Regions from separate parts of the Homo sapiens genome. Here region 2 is linked to region 1. Evidence: chromatin loops called from intact Hi-C (ENCODE). Cell type or tissue: B cell. All regions are shown on one strand.

Region 1 (5,000 bases):
ATAATTACTATGAATTATCTAACTATTAATAACTGCAGTTTCTTGGATGATTCATACATTTTTGCAAGGCTTTGTAAACAAAACTGAGTTTTTTTTTTCTTTGAAAAGACAAAGATAGGAACTCAGGATAATAAATAGGAATAAGTTTTTGAAGAAAAAAATGCTAGCATAAAGGGGAGTGAGGAAAAAAAGGAGGAAACTAATATTTCAGACACCTTCCATGTACCAGGCACAGTGGTCCTCAAGCTACATAGAAGCTTGTCTTATCTAATTAATGTTCGCAATGACACAGTGAAGTAGGCAGTATGATCTCCATCACAGAGACAAGGTAAGCAACTTGCCCAAAGTAATCCCAATAGCAAGCGGAGGACTAGAATCTAAACCCAGACTGGGTAGCTGACTATAGAACTTACAATCTGACCAGCATTATTCCTCTGTGGCATGTCATTTCAAGCTACACTGAACATCAGTTAAAATAGAAGTCTCAGCCTTAGAAACATAATGACATTCAATAACTACAGAACAAATAATAACAAGGAGAAATGAAAAGGGGATAGGAGGGAGAGAAAAAGGGAGGGAGGAAGAGAGGGAGGCAAAGAAGGAGGAAAGAAAGGAAGAAATAAAGAAAGAAAGGGAAGAAAAGAAGGAAGGAAGGGAAGGAATGAAAGGAAGGAAGGCAGGCAGGCAGGTTGCTGAAATGCCACATCACTCCTACTATTACCAGTTACTGTCTCTATTAAGTGAACTTCTTTAATTTTGCTAAGAGCTAGTCTGTTTTTAATGCAGTAAAAAATACCTTAACATGGTCTACTAACTCTTCTGGCACAATTTCTATGAATTTTATATGTATTTTTTTCTGGAAATGTAACATCATTAAAACTAAAAAAAAAAAAAAAAGCTCTCATCGAATTGAAGTATTTAGCACGGGCTGACATATTCTAATGTTACCATAGCTTTTATAGTGGTTTTTATTGATTCTTATTGTCTAAAATAACAGAAATATGCAACATGTTAGAAGGGTTTGGGGCACAAAAAGTTTTATGAGGGAAGTAAGCTTGTGTGACAGCTGATATAGACACAAATGTCCCCCTAGTTTCCCAGGTTCATTTTGGAATAAACGTGACTTTTAAATTTCCAGGTACTAGTTTCCTCTAAGAATATCTAACTCAGAACCATATTAAAAGTTGTAAGACTACAATATGCCCAATTAATATGCATCTAATATTCCTTGATTTAGAGTTATCTGACAATAATATGCCAGCCTTGCCAGGAACTAGGTGTGTGACCTGTGGAAAGTCACTCAACCACTCTGTGTTGTTTTATTTTTCTTATTTGTAAAAGGAACTTAATAATTGAACCTTTCTCATACTTATGGATGATATAGGTTTTAACAATTTTACTAAAGGTTGACTAAAATGTTAGAAATCTATTCATGCAAACAACAATATTTGCAAACTTTTAATATTAGTCAAGGTGATATTTTGGTTAAGAAATGATGACCATCTCTTAGAAAATTAAAGAGGAATTTTTATGGTATCTTGCTGACATATAAATTTTTTAAACATCTTTAAAAATCAATAACGTATTTATGTACAGATCACAGCAATATTTTTTGAGAAATGTATTTCAAACAAATATCTTTAATTCCATCCAAAAAACAATTGAGATTCTAATATGATTTAATTTTCCTGGGGACAGTCATTCTTTACCAACTGATAAGTAAATATTTCAAAATTTTAGCTACTGGAAACTTCAAGTTACAGGGTATTTTTTGTATTGTTCCCTCTGCGTGGAATATTCTTTATTCTTAGATGGTGAGTGAAATGCTTGTAAACCTTACAGACTGTCTGAAGAATATACTTGCATGTCAAGCAAACTGGGGAAACCATTCACCTTTTACAAATATATAAAACAAGCTCAGCTGAACACCATTGTTTCTCCTGCAGTATGATCATCTCTCACACAAAAACACAATAAATCCATTTAAGAATCATCACACTTCATCTCATACAGTTTCCTTGAGTACAGTAGAACCCTTACTGTTGACTATTTCTTGAACATGATGGAAAAATTATAGTTTAAAATATTATTTTGTGAAAAAGCCTCAAGTCCATTTAGAGATGAAATGAAGCCCAAATCAAATGTCATACAGTCACAGTTTCAACCCTGGCTGACCACCCTGATCCGATCCTGTCAGAGAATGCTAAGACATGTCCCAGCTAATCATCACATTAGTCCTAAAAGTAACTAAGAACATTACTTTTAGTTTTAAAAGTAACCACCTTCCATGTCTCAGGCTACGCTGGAAGTATTGGAGGTGAGGTATTAATTTTAAAGCCTATAGGTAGATCATCTAAAAATCATGTTCTGTTCCTGTCATAAAGGGTGCATTTAAGTCTCTTCCTGTTCTCTCTTCTCTTCTCCATTGTGTAGCAAAGAAAAATTGATGGAGCATGAAAATCTCGGGCTAATAATAGTATATGAAAGAAGAACAGAAAGTGTGTGCCAAGGTGTGACCCACTGAGAGAACCCTGGAGACAAGAGTGTACAGATAATGTATCACGTAATTCTAGATTTTGTCATGAATTCCATGATGTATTAAAATAATTATTTCAGGATATTATTGTCCCATTGGCTTCAAAGGATAATGCAGAAAAACTAAGAGCCTCAGAATTTTTTTAAAGAAAATCAAATTAGCTACCACATTAAAAGTCTATTTTTATTTCATTGTTGATATTTTCCAAGAAAAAATATATTTCTAAAATCTTCGGAATCCATTTGTGTGTTACCTTTTAAAACATAGGAAAAAGGTAAAATAGGCCATCAGCTGAAAACACTTGTCTCTCCTGCAGTGCGATAATCTACTCACATGAAAATATAATGAGTCACTTTAAGAATCATCACACACATCTCTTGCAGTTTGCCCAAGTGTTGGGAATTTGTCAGGAAGAAAGCTACCTATCATCTGGTCTTTGGGACCACCATGTGATACTATTCCAAGATTCTGAAAATCCAAGCAATCTCATTCACTGAGAGAATAGTCAAATGATGTGTACTTTGTGAAAGTCATACAATAAAAAGAAAAACATAACAGTAAATCAGTTTTATACTTTAAATGTGAAATTTTAGATCCCAGTGTGTATCACAGAACACAGTGCAATCATTGTTAGTTTCATTTTTTTCCCTTAAAAAACTGCAAGGTATTATAAATTGTGAATAATTTAAAACATTAAATGGTTACTAACAAAACTTCAGACTATCAAAGCAATATAATTTATTTGTCTTTGTCTTATACTAATTAAAATGTACTACTTCCCTTACTACTTTGGGGCAAGGCTAAGGAACAATGACCTTTAATACATGTTGACTAAGAAGCTAACTATAAACTGTTATGTTGGGTTTATAAGTCATTACCATTGAGCTGTTATTCATCCTAAATCTTAAACATTTGAACACATTTCAATTCATGTAAACAATAGAAAATCAAATGAGAATATGAACAAAATAAAGTGATTTTCATAATTAAAGGCTTAAAGGTATAGACACATGAAAAAAACTTCTGTTTCTGCTTAGAAGAATATGCCAGAAACGTTCCATTCTGCACACTATTGTGATAGTACTTCAGCAAGGTCTGGGGAATAAATTTATCTTCAGAATAATCCTCCCTACCCTTTAAATTTATTACATGTATACACTAGGATATAAAGGTCTATGTTAAGTTGGATACTTCCTGACATGCTTTGCTTGACTTACTCCAACCATCACTCTGTATTTCATTCAGTGCCAAACTTCTTACAGAGTATATCTATATCCACAGCTACTAATTCCACAGCTATTAATTTCTTAGGCTTGCAGCCTAGCGTCTGCCCTCACCATTCTAGGGGAACAGTTCATCTTAAGGTCTCTAACCTTCTAAATGACTAGGCCAACAGGTTGGCTCATAGTCCTAACACCCATACCCCATCATTTTCCTTCAGGGCCTGACTTCACTGATCACTCCATTTTGAAACATCTTTCACTTTTGGTTTCCAAAACACGGTACAGCTTTGTTCTCCTCCCATATCTCTGACCTTGTTTTTCTGCTGTATGTGCTGGCTCCAAACTTTCTCCTACCTTCTAAATATAGATTGTCTCCTTGGACCTCTTTGCTGCATCCTGTTCTTTAGGTAGTCTCACCTGGCTTCACAAAGTTATCACATTTATACCATTGACACCTGCATCTCCAATCCCGGTCTCAACATTCCCCTTCAGGTTTCAATTTAGTTGCCTGACAACCCTGCTACATGACCTACCTGTACCTTAAAAATTCAACTTGTCCTGCGAACATTAGCATATTCTCTACAAGGTCAGCTCTTCTTGCTTTCCCTGTGTATTTTTGGAGGCACCATTCACCCTCAGTCATCTAAGTTCAAATGCTTCCATCATGATTGACTGCTTTGGTTCTGTCACTCCTGGCATTCCATTCCTCCAATTTTAATTTGGGACACATGTACTTTGCCATTGTAGTGTAGGCTGTCACATCTTGCACAGTCCTTACCACCTGTCTGCACAACTTTTTTGTCCACGTTTAAGATTCATATGATTCATCGTCAATTGTACTTGAAGTGGATCTTTCTCATCAAGCTGTCCCCCATTCCCTGTTTACCTCTACATTACAGCACAGAGTTAATGCCCTTCACCATAACAACAACAAGAACAACAACAAAAATACGCATGTGTATAATAGGTGCAAGTTTCAAAGACCACAAACTTGGTGTGTAAAATGTAACTTTCTTTCTCTGAAAAGAAATTTAATTTCTAGTTAAATACCCATTCCTCAAGGAAGTCAGGATGGGCAACTTTTAGATGCTTTTTCATTCAGTGGTGTTGTCTCTGATGCTGTTTTCCCAATATTCCTTACTGTCATTTCTCCTCTTTTCACCAGTTGGTGGTTCATTGCCCCCTCCTCAGAGGCTGCATGCCAAAAAGTGAGGGTGAGGTCCTCTCTGCTACTAGGTCCT
Region 2 (5,000 bases), 210 kb before region 1:
TTGTTCCTTTTTTTCCCTTTTCAAAATGTGAGTTTAGCTTGATTCTTTAAAAATCTGGGATACTTTTCTAGTTGCTGGTAGTCATGTAAAAATCTCCCTTTATTTGTGATCAAGTCATACCCACCTCTGAAGCTGTACAACAGGAGTGTGTGAGTGTGTGTGTGTGTGTGTGTGTGTGTTAAAATGGTGGTTTCTTTTAAAAGAGTGTACCTTCTAGGATTCGGTATCCTGCTAGTATTAAATACTTTCTCAAGTTAGTAACTAGATTTTTCTTTCAAGCCTTTAGTGTTAAAAACACCAAATTTTGTTAAATTTACAATATTTCTAACACAATGATAGCAGCTCAGATATCCTACTGAGTTTTTAAATGTTAATATTTTTTCAAATGAATGCAGTCATCTTATTCCTTTCCATTTTGTTATTTCAAAAATGTAGCCAGCTTTGCAAAGATGTGTGTATAGTTGCATTCAGGGGAGACAGGGTACTTGACAGCCGTCTGCATGTGCAATAGTAATAACTTGTTATTAAAGACAAGGTTTTTTAAAGCTAAATATTTGGAATTTTAGAAGTTTGTTAAGCATTAGATGCACATTTACTTCACTCTTTTTTTAAACCTATCATAAAAATAATCCCATATAAACACCCACATAAAGGAAATAGTAATGTAAGTTTTTTCCCAAGAACATAATTTTTATAGTTACTGAAGTGTAATATAGTGAGATTAATTTTTATTGGTTTCTTTACATTTCCTGGGATTGGTTTGGAAACATAACAGCATCTAGATTTGTTTCCACCTTTGCTATAGATGGATAGCTTCATCTACAGGATGGGAAGGACTTTTTTCTTCCTTTTGAAGAGGATCCATTCTGTTGTTTCTCATGGAATTATGCTTCTTTCTGTGGAGAGCAGATTATGAAAATGTTTGATGAACACGTGTGGAGCACAGAAATTAGGATTGTTTCATCTGTCCTACATCTGTAGTAGTACTTCTAAGAGGACCTGTCAAAGCCATGTGGAAGTTGTATGTCCTACACGTAGCCCAGCAAAAAAAGTTGGACTGTTAGAGCCTGGTTGGGAAAGATGTTTATTCCTTTATTTTTAAATTTTATATTTTTATTTCTTTTTATTAGGGGTTGACAAAGTACAACCCCTAGGCCTGTATGGCCCACAAGCCAAAACTGGTTTTCACATTTTTAAGTGGGTTGAAAAAAAATCAAAAGAATAATTTTGTGACACATGAACATTTTATGAAATTTAAATTTCAGTGTCTATAAAGAAAGCTTTATTAGAATATAATTAGACTCATTCGTTCACATGTTGGCTATGGTTGCTTTCTAGCTACAACTGCAGAGTGGCGTAATTGCAGTAGAGATTGTATGGTCCATAAAGCCTAAAAATATTTACCATCTGGCCCTTTTATAGAAAGAGTTTGCCAACAGTTGCCCTGTTTTACTCACATAAAAGTAGTTATTTATAGCAAACACAGTATTTTTTAAAAAATACCATGCTTTTGTTTGTAAATGCAACATCGGAGTAACCTACCCTAGTGACTCTTTGAGTTGTAGCATTCTTTTGATTTTAGTATTATCTCATTTTTCTCTTTTACTTTAAATGCTCTGGGGATAAAAATTTAATTTTTTACATTCTGTTCTTGAGGGGGTCTGTATTAGTCTGAGTTCTATAGAAAAACAGAACCAATTACATATATATATATATATATATGTGTGCGTGTGTGTGTGTATGTATAGATATAGCTCTAGATATATAGACATATATTCCTTATAATACATGTGGAGATAGCTTCATTTATATACAGGTATATGATTTGTATGTGCGTGTTTGTGTGTGTGTGTGTATATGTTTATTATAAGGGATTGGCTCATGAGATTATGAATGCTGAGAAGTCCAAGATCTGACAAGTTGGCAAGCTCTGACAGTCCAGGAGAATGAATGGTATAGTCTGGTCTGAGTCTGAAGGCATTGTCTCAGTTTAAAGATAGGCAAAGAAGGCGAATTCTCCCTTACTTATTAGAATCCCTTATTATTAGAATCATGGGAACTTTCTAAGTTGGTTGGGTTAAAATTGTCATTTGTCCAGCACTGAGTTGAAGTAGGATTGAATTGAATGATAGTTTCTCTATTTGTAGAGGATAACTTGTGGTATTTTCCTGTGGTTTAATTAAGTGCTGTTTGTTAATATTAAGTAGGTACATCAAAGGGTGTATTTGTACGTTTAATTTTCTTGTATCATTTCCATTTCAAGGAGGGGTTCCAATACCCAAGCTTAGTCATTTTGCCATACTGTTGAATTGCTGGAGTGGGTAGTTTGTAGCAATTCCCAAAGCAGTTTGCAAAAGCCAAGTTGATTGGCATGACATTTTGTCAACAAGCCTCTTATATTAGAGTGTGTCAGTGAACAGCTGGAGTGAAAAGGAAGTGGATTTGTTTGTAGCGTGAGCTTCTTACTTACCCTTCATGTGACCCTAGAGAAATCCCCTGATCTCATATATGCTGCTGTTTTAATGCCCCCAGCAACTAGAGGCTGGTGGGAAGATTACATAAAATAAGGGTGTGTGTGAATTGCACTGACATAAGTATGTATTCATACTTGGTTTATGTTAACTGGCAAGAAATCCCCCTCCTGGTAAATAATTTTTTATGACAATTTTGTCAATATAGAGTGATGTTTCTGTGGTTTATGTGATTTAGTCCACTTCCCAAGGAAATAATGGAAGTATCACTTGACCTTTGATTTTACTCTGTTGTTCCTGAAGTTAATTTATTCTAGAACAATGACTCCTTATTCACATAGTAGCTTGATTTCTACCTGAGTAATAAAACTTCACTAAATTAGATCAGAGTAGATAGTGGGGCCAAAGGAATGTTTAAATTGTCAACCATGTAAAGAAGTTTAGTACGTCCATCTGAGGCCCTAGTTCAGGCGCTCTTTCCAGCTGCAGTGTTTCATTGTCCAGCGACATTGTGGTGGCTGTCCTTGCTGTTGAATCTCAGGTGATTATGAACCTTACATATTAGCAACTGGATTTGGTTCAGTGACATATATTTATCAAAAACACTAAAACAAATTTTGGCCTATGTAACACTTTTTGGAGCAAATGTATAAATGTACTAAGTTGAGTTTTGGGGTTTTTTTTCCATCCTAAAAATATCCTTCTGTGACTCATTTTCTGGTTTTGGTAAGTGGCTCTAATATCTATATTTCTACCTTTTAATGAACATACTTATATATAAGCCCTTTCGCCTGTTGCCTCTAGATTTAGAGTTCTGAATTTCTAGCAAAGGCCTTTTTCTCCCTTTACTATTGTGCTCCTTTTCTCTGGACCTGTTCAATCCTTGTTTAATTATTGATGGTTTTCAGCCTGAAGTTTCCATTAAGTTTTTGCTTCCCTCACCCATACAAGATAATTGTATGTAAATATTTTCTTTGCTTTTACATGCCCCCTCTAAGAAGACAAATAGGAATGATTTAGAATTAGCACATTATCATCATACATAGATGCTCCTTGATTTGCTCTCAAATATATTCAATACTCCTATCCTGATGTAGATTCTTGAATCATTAATTTGCTTCTTAAGGAAATTAATTGAGGCATGTTATGGCTGAGATTTAATTTGATGAGATTTTAATTTAGAAATTTTACTAAATGTGAATTCTCTGAGACATTTTAATGGAAAACAGTTGTATTCAGCTAGACAATCATCATTGCTTATATTGTGGTCTTAGGGATGAGTTTAGAAACAGGTTTGTTGGGAGATACAAATGGGTGGCAGGTACATGCAGCATCCACTGCAAGGTGTGGCCTGAGCAGGCCATGGAAACAGTGAAATAGAACATCAAGTACCTGGTGCGTAACTGCTTATCACACTTTCAAAGAAATTTTCCTAGGTCACACTCAGATAAGAGTGAAGTTATTTTGGAAAATTAGCTGGCAGGAAAAGCATGTATATGTTATGAAAGCTGAGTTCAGTTTTGCCAGAAGCCAACAGAGGATTTATAACCAGTTGGGGTTTTCATTTAAAAAGCGGAGGTTTTTTTCTGCTTTTATGTGATGGTTTGTGGATACTTCAGTATCTTGTTTCCTTTTAGTATTTTCCTAGCCTGTGGCTAGGTAGTTGAAATAGATATATAACATTGACTTTTTCTATTACGTGGAAGCTGTTCAGATAATTAACAAAGGAAATCAATGACACACAACTCAGTTTAAGTGTTGTTTTTTCTTTAGGGTATGTTGTGCAGAAGAAAGAGAGCTAGCCTAAGAGCATTGGACTTTTGGGAGCTGTCCAGACTCCCCCGCCCCCCAGAACCCTGCTGAAGCCCACCTGCCTAGTCCAGTGAATAAAAAAAGTGCATGTCTCACTTCTTTTCAGTGTCCTTCAGAGATGTGCCATTATTACTATTTTCTTGACACATTCTGTGAATTACTAGATCAGGCAACAATATTGAAACATAAATATCAAAATACAATCTAAAATAGATATGTACTGCTGGCAAATGGGATTCATCCATCAAAATTTCCTTTTGAATTCCATTCCTTTACAATAGGTTGAGTTGACTGTGGAAGCTCTCCAGCTAAACTTGAATGTGGCTTTCTTATTAAACTTACTTATTTTTTCATTTTCTTTTCAAAATGTCACCTATTTTGAGTTATTTCTTAGGAGGAAAACACCCATGCACATACAGATTTTTTTCCAGCATCTGTTTCCTGTTGATCTTACAGTAATATCAAAGAACAGTTGATCCATTTGATGTATTAACATTACTCTGTCAATCATGATAATTGCTGGGATATTTAAAATTGCAGTTCTGTACTTCTTAACATATTATTTTACAAACTTAAATCGAAAAACATGAAGAGGTCCCTGGTATTGAAATCGGAAGCCCTTGCTGTAAATGCTTATGGTAGTGGCACTTGAATTATGTCATATCAAAAATGAAGTGGCATCATGTACTGGAGTGAGCCAGCTGACCTCAATTCCAG

What was found. Hi-C counts contacts between places; a loop is a spot of excess contacts. Peaks named below come from ENCODE experiments on the same cell type or tissue, not always from the same donor. Only the 100,000 strongest peaks of a DNase experiment are listed, where the experiment ranks them.
Region 2: a loop joins it to region 1, with 2.9 times the contacts of the local background. A loop is called at or near these places in 1 of 110 quality-filtered maps.

The regions. Positions count from the first base shown.
Region 1 is chr7:121,178,098-121,183,097 of GRCh38, reverse strand. All of the region lies in intron 16 of CPED1 (cadherin like and PC-esterase domain containing 1), which reads right to left. LOC124901735 (a long non-coding RNA gene) reads left to right here. Exons shown (of 3, transcript XR_007060494.1): 3 at 2,434-5,000. Among named protein-coding and RNA genes, the nearest start is that of WNT16, 150 kb to the left of the region's middle. RefSeq lists enhancers at 2,349-2,578, 3,948-4,107. In B cell, no CTCF peak of the experiment used is centred here; DNase peaks (open chromatin) are centred at 2,447 and 3,937; H3K4me3 peaks cover 4,875 bases; H3K27ac peaks cover 5,000 bases.
Region 2 is chr7:121,383,415-121,388,414 of GRCh38, reverse strand. All of the region lies in intron 1 of FAM3C (FAM3 metabolism regulating signaling molecule C), which reads left to right. Among named protein-coding and RNA genes, the nearest start is that of FAM3C, 10 kb to the left of the region's middle. RefSeq lists a silencer at 2,918-3,115. In B cell, no CTCF peak of the experiment used is centred here; a DNase peak (open chromatin) is centred at 2,484; H3K4me3 peaks cover 1,769 bases; H3K27ac peaks cover 5,000 bases.